2 separate regions of the Homo sapiens genome follow, and region 2 is linked to region 1. Evidence: chromatin contacts called from ENCODE Hi-C or POLR2A ChIA-PET data. All regions are on one chromosome and are shown on one strand. The core of a region is the stretch at or near the end of the contact, and the rest is flanking DNA. Distances in the headings are between cores, read along the strand shown.

Region 1 (6,671 bases), core at 2,215-4,714:
TGAACATCAGATTTGCATTTCATTTTTCTTGCCTGGAGAATATTTTATTCACGTGTGTTTTATTAGGCATCTCTAGATACAATAAAGATTATGCATGCTGACATATGTATAATCAACTGTTTTAAAAATGAAACTGAAAAATAGATCCAGTCATTCAGACCAGAGAGAGGCTTATAATGACCACAGCATGATTCATCCAAAAATTGTTAATACGTTATGGCCAAAAACTCCAGCTGGTTACAAAAATGATTCAAGGATCAAATATAAACCTAAGCAAATTTGCATCTGAGTCTAAAAAAACACCTGGCGTTTATGCAACTATAGAGACTACTATCCCCACAGTTTTATCTGTAGTGAAGTGCAGCTGGGACCCCAGCGTTGAATAGGTTAATAGAATTGCTTTTGTTTTATTCCGTTGAAATATCTCTCTTTGCTCCCATCATTCTCCATAGATTGTCATGACCGGAGGTAAACTGAACATCTGAAAAGGACCTAATTAACATTGTGCGCAAGTGAAAGAATAAATGAATAAATGAATAAAAGAATGAATGAGTACGGATGCTGAGAACTGAGATGTGGCATTTCCATACTGGCAGAAGCTCCGAAAGAAACAGTCATCACTTCCTGTCCTACTGCACGCAATGTGTTAGGCAGTGCTTTGCTGAAATCCAGAATATAAAGTTAAACTTTATGAGTTAAAAGTTTGAACTTTTGAGCGAGATGTAATTAAGCACAAATTAGTTTGTAGAATCCTAAATGTCAGTGCATCTAAACAAAGTACATCTATGTTTATTTGAAAGCAAAAAACGATGACACATTTTTAGAGAATTAAAATAAACTGATCATTGAAATTGAATTAATTTTTAATGGTAAAATTAATTTGAGTGAAGTAGAAAGAATGCGGCTCATAATGTTTTATTGATGATGCATAAAAATGATCACAAGTCATTACTCATTCACTTGAAAGCCAGCGTTCTTCCAGGAGAATAAATTTCTGTTGTTTTTGTTTGATTGGATTTGATTTATAATTGTGTTCGATTAGGTAATATAAGTAAGTATAAGAAATGTCAAAAGGTTAATCCTCTCATCCTCATCCATTGCTACTTTATTTTTCCTCTAGAGGCTATTATAGTTTCTTTTGTATCCTTTCAGAAAGCTGTATATCTATACTATGCCTATAAATCTACCTATCTAAAACCTAACCATACACGTAGGGTATTTATTACTATAAAAGTCAGCAAGAGATGGTGGATAAAACCTACTTTTCCACAGCTAATTAGAAGGATAGCATTAACTAGAAATACCATTTGACCCAGCAATCCCATTGCTGGGTATATACCCAAAGGATTATAAATCATGCTACTATAAAGACATGTGCACACGTATGCTTATTGTGGCACTGTTCACAATAGCAAAGACTTGGAACCAACCCAAATGTCCATCAATAATAGACTGGATTAAGACAATGTGGCACATATACACCATGGAATACTATGCAGCCATAAAAATGGATGAGTTTATGTCCTTTGCAGGGACATGGATGAAGCTGGAAACCAACATTCTCAGCAAACTCACAAGGACAGAAAACCAAACACTGCAAGTTCTCACTCATAGGTGGGAAATGAACAATGAGAACACTTGGACACAGGGTGGGGAACATCACACAGCAGGACCTGTTGGGGGGTCGGGGGCTGGGGGAGGGATAGCATTAGGAGAAACACCTAATGTAAATGACGAGCTGATGAGTGCAGCAAACCAACATGGCACATGTATACCTTTGTAACAAACCTTCACGTTGTGCACATGTACCATAGAACTTAAAGTATAATTAAAAAAAATTTATGTGGCTATGAATGACAATAAATGGAGCTGATGGAGTATGCATTATTGCTATTATTTAGCCTCTGTACTGGGCAAATAGATTGTATGGTAGTTAAAATCATGGGCTCAAAAACCAGACTCCAGCAATGAGCTGTGTCACTACTCTGTGCCTTGATGTGTAAAATGTGAATTCAAACAGTGATACCTGAGAGGATTACTGAGACAAATCAGGCAAGCAAATTTTAGAACAGGTCAATAAAAATTGATAGGGAAGAGAAAAGAAAGACAGCAAAGGTGGGCCAGTGAGTGTTCAGAAGATGGGTCAGTGAGTGTTCCGGTGTGTGCATGTGTCCTTAAACTCAAGAGTGCTTTGAAAAAAATCTTTATAATTACATTGCCCATTTGCTTTCAGAAAATGAGATTATTTATTCATTTTTCAATCTCAATTCATTTTTCAATTAGAAAGCTCATTTACACATTTGGAATCTGTCACAATCGCAAGGATGTGGAACCAACCTGTGTGCCCATTGACCAATGAATAGATAAAGAAAATGTGGTATATATACACCATGGAATACTACTCAGCCATAAAAAGGAATGAAATAGTGTCTTTTCCACAACTTAGATGCAACTGGAGGCCATTATTCTAAGTGAAATAATTCAGAATACCATTATGTTCTCACTCATAAGTGGGGGCTAAGTTATGAGGATGCAAAAACATCCAGAGTGATATAATGGACTGACTCTAAGGTCTCATGGAGCGGGGTGAAGAATAAAAGACAACATATTGGGTACAGTGTACACTGCTTGGGTAAGGAGTACACTAAAAATCTCAGAATTCACCACTAGAGAACTCATCCAGGTAACCAGCAACCACCTATACCCCCCAAACTATTGAAATAACAAATTCGGAATTTGAGATTTAAAACTTGATTCAAATACATTTCTTATTTTTTTCCAGCAGTGTATTGAAGTAATGAATGAAATCATGTTAGAGTTTTCAAACCTCAAAGGCTTAGACTCTAAGTGGTAGGTCAACAAACTATTGCTTTCCTATGGTTCTAGCTTTTGCACTAATTTACTGCTCCAGGCCATTATGACTTCTTTTTCTTTAGAATCCCATTGTACTTCTTTAACCTTGCTTCATCTGCTCTCTCGCATTTGATGATTAATAATAGAGGACAAAAAATATATATTTTTTAAATACCCAGGTTTCTCATTATCAGCCACAGCGCATCAATATGAAAATCTCTTTAAAGGCAAGAAAAAATGCTTTCAACAGGAACAAGTGGACCTCGAAGCGCACGTCTCTGCCATATCGGTCGTTATCACTACAACCAGCCATGCTTCCATCTCTTTCATATTACCAAATGTAGTGCTGACAGAGAGGTGGGAGAAACTTAACCTTTTGGCAAACAGTAGATAGATATGAAAATAGAACCAAGCAAATATATCCAGTTCCCCATAACCTCTCCTCAAAGGACCTCACTAAAGTTGATATCACCTTGGCTCCCATGACAACCCCGACAAAGATAAATAGGTGTCAAATATGCATTTGCTCCTAAGGCCTCTGGGAATTGCTACCGAACACAAATGTGAAATTCAGGCTGAATTAATCTCCTGATACGCCACTTAAAGAAAAAGCCACAGAATGTGGGCTTGCCAACCTCAGCAGCCGCTAGTCATGCTTCTGTAGGGCTGTCAGCACTCTCTAAAAAAGTAGGTTGATAAAATTAAGCAAGCAGTTTCTGCTGGCATTTTCACACCCCATGAAACACATGTTCTGTTTATAATGCAAACATGACTTCAGAGTTATGGGATCTTTTAAGGATTTATGCTGATTAAAAGATTTCTGATCTCAGGCTTATGGTCTCAAAATGTAAAACTTGGTTGAGCCTACAGCAAGCAAGCTCGGGCTTTTCTCTGAAGAGAAGTTTAGACAAATATCTAGCAAATTTGAGCCACGAAGTTAATCCTTCTACAAAAAGCAGTACTTTCCTTTGCCCTTCGAACACTCTAAAATAAATTTCTGGTCCCCGACTTAACATAGGTGCAACAATCAAATTCTGTTTAGTAGGGGTATTGTCTGCTGTGGAGAGAAAAAGAGCCTAAAGTGGAAGCTATTTTGGGGGTCACTTTTGCTTTTATATAATGTGATGATACCAAATAAAAACAAAAGTATTGTACCTAAGACAAATTCCACCAAATGTATGTATTAGTTACACTCAGTGTAGTACAGTAATTAAGAGTTAAGCTTTAAAATCTGATGGTCTGGCCAGGCATGGTGGCTTACATCTGTAATCCCAGCACTTTGGGAGGCCGAGGCGGGTGGATCACGAGGTCAGGAGATCAAGACCATTCTGGCTAACACGGTGAAACCCCATCTCTACTAAAAATACAAAAAATTAGCCGGGTGTGGTGGCGGGCGCTTGTAGTCCCAGCTACTCGGGAGGCTGAAGCAGCAGAATGGCGTGAACCCAGAAGGCAGAGCTTGCAGTGAGCCGAGATCGTGCCACTGCACTCCAGCCTGGGTGACAGAGCGAGACTCTGTCTCAAAAAAAAAAATAAAATCTGATGGCCTTTATCTGTTGGTCTTATTTTTATCTGGTTTAAAATGGGGACAACAATAGTAGTATATGCTTCACTGAGTACATATGAAGATTAAAGGAAATCATATCTAAAAAGCAAAGCTCACAGCACAAGATGAGACACATATTGCATAGTCCATATATAATAATAAAATATATGCTATATGAATGTAGAATAAAGCAGTCAGTAGGACTCAAGACTTCTAGCATATATTTATTGCACATATTCTGTATCCTGCATGGTAAAATTACTGTCAGGATGGAGAAACTCTAAGGAAAGGAGAGAAAGTTGTAGGTTCACAGAAGATGATAGGTTCTGCAGAAGAACCAATAGTGTAGCAGAGAGATTGCTAAGATTCAATATTCTGTTTTCTCCATGTCTCTGAATGTCAGTACTTTTCTCTCCAGAAAGGAAAAAAGCTGAGAAAATGGTTATATTCATGTTAAATAGAGCTCAGAACAGAAAGAGCTTATAACCTCTTCCTTTGGCCAATAGAGTTAATTCAAATTTTTCCTCCTCCTCTCTTGCTGTTTTAGGTACTAACCCAAAGTCTCAAAATGATACTCTGACTGTCTCCTTGCAGTGTCCTCTGATAGCAAAATGTCAAGTAAAGGGAATAGACATAGGCCAGAAACCTTGGGGGTGAGCCTAGCTGTGCAGCTTATTAGCGCATGACACAAAACCCTCTGATCCACAGCTTCCTCACTGAGCGTGGAGGTTTAGCTGACTTGTGGCTGTTCACATCCAGGCACTTGGCTATCTAAGTACAAAAGAAATTGTTCTTGCTGTATTTTATTATTTTTCCTTTCCAGAAAAGTTATATTTATAAATGTCATAGTACATAGCTGAAAAATGACTGAAAAACTAACCTGAAATTGTGTAGGCTATAATCTCAGGCTGCTTTGAGCTTTTGTTTTAGAGAATTCTGGAGGGCCAGGCTCTGTATTTTTTTTTTAATTTTCACATAATTTGTTCAGAAAAGCACAAGGTGAAAATGCCTCAATCTTGGACAAAGCTGTCCTACTTTCATATAAAAAAGGGAATATTAAAATGTGACAATTGTGATTATTGAGAGAGTTTAGTATAGCTGTGTCCTCGGTCGAAAACACTCCTGTTAAAATCATTGTTTTTTCCATCCAACCTCATAGGTTCTTAGGAAGTCATAGGCAATGGGAATGACTCTTGAAGGTCATTTTTCTTAAATCAACCATACCTTCTCTGTTCACCTTCTATCTAACTCCCCTGTCTTGCTTTCTCTTTAAACTTTACATGACTGAAATGGAATGAATCAACCTACTCTGAAAGCCCATTTCCCAGTCCCCAGTGGGCTCTATTTGAACTTTATTACTTTTAAAGTATACATCATGCTTCCAGTAACATGAAAAGAAAATGACCTCAGAGTGGCAGCCTCTGAGTTTAAAAGATTTGGACTCTAGAGCAGAAAATCTCTTGTTATGCTCCTCAACTGAAAAGGCTGCAAAGCCTCAATGTATGTTGAAGAGTTTTTATTCTCCTGTAAGAAAAAAAAAAAAATAGAGGATGTTTATATCTTTGCTGAAATCCTAAAAAGACCCAGGTAGAAAAGTTTCCATTCCAAGTCTCTGTTCCTGTTGTGTCATTTTAAGTAGAATAAATGAACAGGATCTGATCACAGTCTTGTGAATGTGAAATAACTCTTGAGTGATGGGAAACAGCACAACCACCCCCTTCTGTCTGCATCACTAGTCTCCAGGGGTACCCTGGAACACTGCCCATGGATCATCATTCTTCCCTTCCCATCCCTACGGTTGCTTTGCAATGAGGCTGATACATGGAGCTCAGGCATTTGTGGCACTCGGCCTCCAAAGCATTCTGGACTGGGCTGGGGGTGAAGAAGGTGATTCAGAGCCAAAGCACGGCTCTGCTGCCAGAGGTCCAGTACTGATGGCTGCTGCCTGGGTTTGCCTAGTAAGGGCTGCAGTCTCATTTCAACAGTAAAAATATTAGGGAGGAAGAGAGGTTGAAGTTCCTAAACCTACCCTCATAAACCATCACCTCTGACTGTCTACCCTTCAGTCCTGCTGAGTGGATTTGGGTGCTTCTCACTGACCCCATTCATGTTCTAAATAAGCAAATGGATGCTTGGTTTAGAAAGATCAGGTTGTATGGAAGTGAACTGATCTAACTTAATTGTTGTGAGGAGAAGGCCTGACATCTGTGGGCAGGGAGTAGGGTCTCTATGAAAAGTGCCCATTTCTGAAATCAGTTACCTAAAGAACAAG
Region 2 (5,836 bases), core at 2,755-5,254, 250 kb before region 1:
TAGGTTGCTCAGCCTTCTTAAAACTGTCACCTACCATTGCATATTACTCTCTGGACATTGATTGACAAGCACAGGATGCAGTGACATTATTATTGTCTATTATTAAATGGGCAATACATATAGGTAAACCAGCATATGCCAAGCCATTACTAAAGGGTCAATAAATGTGAGTCGTTCTTATCACATGCTCCCCACTGCTCTTGCTTAGCTGTTGAATCAGTCTTTTATGTATAATGCTGATTGTCAAATAAAATCTCTACTTTGGGCTTTTAGTATTCTCTGGGGGGGATTATTTTTCTTTTTTTTCTACTTTTATTTTAGGTTCGGGGTACATGTGCAGATTTTTTACATGGGTCAATTGAACTCTTCTCAATTCAATCTTCACCTAATCTGTATTTCAGCAGTTGATTCCTTGGACACAAAATAAAGAATTTTCCATGAGTCATTTCTAATTTCCAAGGTGGGTGGATCACCTGAGGTCAGGAGTTCAAGACCAGCCTGGCCAACATGATGAAACCCTGTCTCTACTAAAAATACAAAAAATTAGCCGGACACGGTGGCAGGCACCTGTATTCCCAGCTACTTGGGAGGCTGAGGCAGGAGAATCACTTGAACCCGGGAGGCACAGGTTGCAGTTTGCTGAGATAGCGCCACTGCACTCCAACCTAGGCGACAAGAGCAAAACTCTGTCTCAAAAAAAAAAAAAAAAGTAAAGACTGAGCTACTGAGCTATTCAAATTGTTAAAATTATTGCCTACATCATTCTCAGCAAACTATCGCAAGGACAAAAAACCAAACACCGCATATTCTCACTCATAGGTGGGAATTGAACAATGAGAACACTTGGACACAGGAAGGGGAACATCACACACCAGGGACTGTTGTGGGGTGGGGGGAGAGGGGAGGGATAGCATTAGGAGATATACCTAATGCTAAACGACGAGTTAATGGGTGCAGCACACCAACATGGCACACGTATACATATGTAACAAACCTGCACGTTGTGCACATGTACCATAAAACTTAAAGTATAATAATAATAAAATTTTAAAAAAATATTTCCTACTTGATGTTATAAAGTACTACCCAAGCTTCAAAGAAGAGATACATGACATCATCAAGCTGAATACGCATGCTGTTTTGTGTTTTGTGGCTTCCTTCATAGTACTTAGCATAATTCTGAGTATGTTACACAGTATGCTTAAGCGCTTTTTTGAGGATGAATGAATTAGATGGATTAAAAAGGAACAGTGAAAGAGTGAACCAAGAATTGAAGAGGACTCTCTACGGTAACGTCCTACAGACAAGGGACAGATTCTCAAAATCCTGGATAAATGTTTTGGGGGCAGAGATTTACTGTATAAGAAACTGAGATGACCACATTTAAAACTGAGAGGGTTTTTCAAGATATAGGAAATACATTTCAGTTCAATTACAATCAGACAAAGTAAAATGTTCAAAGCATTCTTCTCTTTAATTCCCCTGATGTCTTAAAATTACTTTCTTCTTACATTTTCCATAAATTATTATTAAATCTATCATACATGGTAAACTGGATTATAAAGAGATGTTTTCTCCTTATATAAGTGACGGTCTTCACAAACAGAAAAATAAACTATGCCATAGATGTCATAACAGGTCTGTGCTCTTATCAATTCGACACTGCTTAGAACTGATAAAAATAGAAAACTAAAACACAATGGCTTAAATAGATTAGAAGTTTATTTTTCTCTCACATAAATTAAGTTTAGAAGTAGACAACCCAAAGCTAGCACGCAAGCACATGGTGATTGAAAACTCAGGCTCCTTGTAGCTCTTCTTTCACTGTTTCTTGTGCTTTCAAATTGGCCTCCTTATTCCAAAAGAGAGGAGCAAAATGAACTTTTCACACAAATCTACTCTCATGGAGCTTTCTGGAAGCCCTCATTCATGGGACACTCATTCATATTTCATTGGCTAAAGCCTAATCGCACGGTCACCTGCAACCTCAAGTGAGGCTAGGAAATATTTTTAAGGTAAATCACTGTCTCCTCCAACAAACTGAAGGAATGTTAATAAAAAATGTCAGTAGAAACTAGCAGGGAACGTTTGCGCCTTACGTGTTGTCTTTTTTTTTCTTTATTTGAATGTTTACGTTAATCTATCCCCTTTATTTTTTCTGGAACCTGCTGTAGAAGTGGCTCTTTTCTGGAGCATGACAGCTATTGAGGAACCTGGTTGCCAACCAACTTTGCCTCGCGTAGCCCTAGCAGTTGACTTGCTGCTCAATATGGGCCTTCGCTGTGGTGTCATTCTTCTTTCGATTATGCTATAAATCATTTATCATTTCACATAATTTAATTCACAAAATAAAAAGCACTCAAAAGTACTATAAGATTATTCCACAATTGCTTATCTTTACTAATCTCTTTCCATCTACTCTTGGTTATTCATTCATTGTCAACTCTATTTGACTCCATTTATGAATTATTTTCAATTAGTAAATATTCCTAGAAGTAAATTTAAAATATATATATTTTTCTCAATGACACAAAGAAAAAGGAAACTCTATTTGTCTTTCATTAAGTTACTTGGCCCACACACGACTGTCTACATTATACAATTTTAAGGTACAATTTGTTTAACGCTCTAGAATCACAATGGCCATCTTGGCAAATCCCTCATCCAAAGTATGTATCTCATTTGAAGACTCCCAGGCTTTTTTTCCCTAATATTTTCAAATTTGATTTACTTCCTGCTTGAAGAGGCAGAAATTTCCATTTTTGGATGCTTCATAATTGGAAGTTCTTCTTATAACAACTTGCTCTGTCACTGTTACTACTAGCCTTGCTTCCATTTATATTCTGGGCATTTGACTGAACTGAGTCATGCACTTGGATGATGTGAGATCACATAAAAAATTAGTTTCCTGAGTGAGTACTATGGTCCATAATGTCTGTACTGTTTATATATTCTCAAGTTTGAAGGTTTCATATACTGGACAGTCTTAATTTGTCCTACACTAACGTTAAACAAAACCAGAACCTTGTGGTAAAGTCTGTTGAAACAACAAAAGTACTTCATTATTTGTAAAATCTCTGGCCCAGAAATATAGTGAATGTCATAGTTAAAAGCTATGTGAGGAATTTCACTTAATAAAATATTCTTACCTCTATAATCTCAGTATTTCTTGCCTATCTACTTCATGCCATTTATTATGTGTAAATTGTCTGACCTTTGTCTGACTTTTTGAACTTAGGATGTTTCTATAATTAAAAAAATATGTCTCAAGAAAATAAAGCGATAAAACTCTTTGTGTCTCTTCTACAACCATATCATATTTGTGTCCATAATGTAACACAAATCACAAATTTGGAGACAAGTTTGTCTGTGTATTACTTGTGTACCTAGGAAAATAATTTATTTTTTTCCATGGATGTTAAGCATTGCTAAGTGAAAAATAGTCCTTCCAGAGTCTCTGGATTATGTTTTTCTATGACATAGTACCCTAGCACTTTCCCTGATGGAACTCACCCTCTTTGCAATGAACTGTAGTCACTTAAGCAATCTTCTTTAAGACTAAATACTAGAACAGATGGTCCAGACACGCATTAAGTTCAGCTGCCCATTCCATAACAACTGTACTGCTTTAAATGATTAGGGGAATTGTGGAAGCCAGGAAATGTTTATTGTTTTGGAAAGAGGGTGGACCAGGATGGGATTTCACTTTCACTTTTTCCTAGAGGAAAGTATTCATCCAACAGATTTTATGTGACATATCAGAACCACAGTCTACATTTGCCAACTGTCAAGACATCCAACGGTTAAGGCAACTGGGAAAGGTAGCAATAAAATAAATTGACTCCCAGCCAAGCAAATGCCAATTATAGTCTGTTTTAAGAGTGCTAGAAAGGATGGCAGAGAGCCAACAGCATGGTAGATGGACAGGGGCTGTTTTAAGGGCACATAACAAAGGCTATGGCCTGTGAAATTCCAAAGAGACATGATTGGCACATTGGCACATATTGTGGGGGGAGGGTGGCCAGGCTCTCCAGGCTCTCTCAAAGATGGGTCTGTGCCAATCAAACAGTTCTTTCATTTATAGTGTGAAGTCTTTATCATGGGAGTTGTGGGACTATGGGAATGGTTTACAGTAGTGCCCTTTTATCCCTGGTTTTGGTTGCCATGGTTTTAGTTACCCACAGTCAACCATGGTCTGAAAACAGGTGAGTACATCACAGTAAGATATTTTGAGAGAAAGAGAGACCACATTCACACAACTTCTATTACAAAATATTGTCATAATTTTTCTATTATTAGTGATTGTTGTTAATCTGTTACTGTGTCCAATTTATACTTAAATTTAGTCATAGGTGTGTATGTATAGAAAAAAAAACAGGGTATATATAGGGTTCAGTACCCACGGCTTCAGGATCCACTGGGGATCTTGGAACATATCCCCCATGGATAAGGGACAACTACTGTATTCTAGGTGTTAGCATGCTTTTAATTAGGAGAATCACAATATACTGATCACTAGCTTGGCTTTGTCAATGGGCAATCAAAACCACATTTGAAGAAGACAATGGGAAAAAAGTGTTCTCTGGTGTGGCTAACTTTCTGGTTCAGAATAAAATGAAGCTACTGCAAACTTCAAAAGGCAACCTGTATCTGGTTACCTTTAGGTAGGCACAAATAATTGTATTGCATTAAAAAGTAAAGATGCAATGGTTCTTACATGATGTCTGAAGGCTTTTGTTTGTTAAAGAGATCATAAGGGTATTTGAATAGCATTTTGGGATTCGGTGGTTCATATTGACTGACGTGTTTTCCTAAATGTAATCCATCAAACTATTGTACTTCATTGAAGAACAAAATCTATTTAATTGGGGGAGATGTTGCAGGGTGTGCATGATAGGTAAAGGATGCCACATTTACAAATAATAAATAAGAACATTCTTTAAGTTGCTTTGCAGGTGAATTTTTATATGGTCTCTATTAGCAAAATTTAAAAATGCAAGGTTAGCACTAAAGTAGAATTCCAACCATGTAAAGCAGAAATGCACTTTATCAAGTACTTCATACATTCAAGTGGAATATCTTAGTAAGTCTTCCCCTGGAAAAAAAGGGAATTTTACTTTCTGAAATATATGCATGCATTCCTGAAAAGCTGCATATAGAATCATTTTTATAGATTAAATACATTATGAAAGTTCGTTACTTACAGGTACATTATAATGATTTGAGGAGAGCTGATATCTCATTCATTGAATCTACTTAAATAAAGCACATTTTTGTGAGGCATATATTTTAGGTTTTATTTCTTTGGTTCAACCAAGATATTCATGCCAATACATAGATAAAATTAGTAAGTGAGAGGACTACTTAGAGGACTTTACATCAACATTATTTTATTAGGTAAGTACAAAGTTAATTATTAATTAATTTTGCCACCCAAAGCATAGATTAAAGATACATAATTTTTCACAAGGTAATAAGACCAAGGCAAGCAATTACGGCAAATGCACCTGAGACAATCTTGCTTGCTCAAGGCATTTTGTACAAAGGAAATAAATGTTCTTTCAATGCTTTGAAATATTGTCAGAATGACGTAGTTGTACAACAAAACATCAGACATGCAGGCAGTGGAGCTCTCAGATGTGCTAAGGATGACATAGAATAGACCAGAAGATCTCATCCTTGGCTACTCATTGTAACTACTTGGGGAGACTTAAATAATACTGATATCTGGTGGTCATGCCTAGAGATCCTGACTTAATTGGTCTTAGGCATGTCAAGGGCATGGCAATTTTGAAAGCTCCCTTGGTGATGCAAATGTGCCGCCACAGCAGAGGAT

The links. Hi-C counts contacts between places; a loop is a spot of excess contacts on that map. ChIA-PET counts read pairs that join two places held with the same protein, here RNA polymerase II (POLR2A). Pooled maps may share reads with other maps.
Region 2: a loop to region 1 is called in a pooled map of heart left ventricle, with 4 times the contacts of the local background. The contact joins two enhancer-like sites. A Hi-C loop is called at or near these places in 10 of 168 maps with a recorded cell type or tissue (GM12878, Right ventricle myocardium inferior, Right ventricle myocardium superior and 2 more) and 7 of 50 pooled maps. POLR2A ChIA-PET finds 5 or more read pairs at or near these places in 1 of 52 experiments (OCI-LY7).

The regions. Positions count from the first base shown.
Region 1 is chr17:70,307,170-70,313,840 of GRCh38, reverse strand. No RefSeq gene overlaps it. Among named protein-coding and RNA genes, the nearest start is that of KCNJ2, 140 kb to the right of the region's middle. Within about 2 kb of position 3,464, at least 2 of the 41 ENCODE cell types and tissues checked have a DNase peak (open chromatin) inside an H3K27ac peak, as active enhancers do.
Region 2 is chr17:70,561,504-70,567,339 of GRCh38, reverse strand. No RefSeq gene overlaps it. Among named protein-coding and RNA genes, the nearest start is that of KCNJ2, 390 kb to the right of the region's middle. Within about 2 kb of position 4,004, at least 2 of the 41 ENCODE cell types and tissues checked have a DNase peak (open chromatin) inside an H3K27ac peak, as active enhancers do.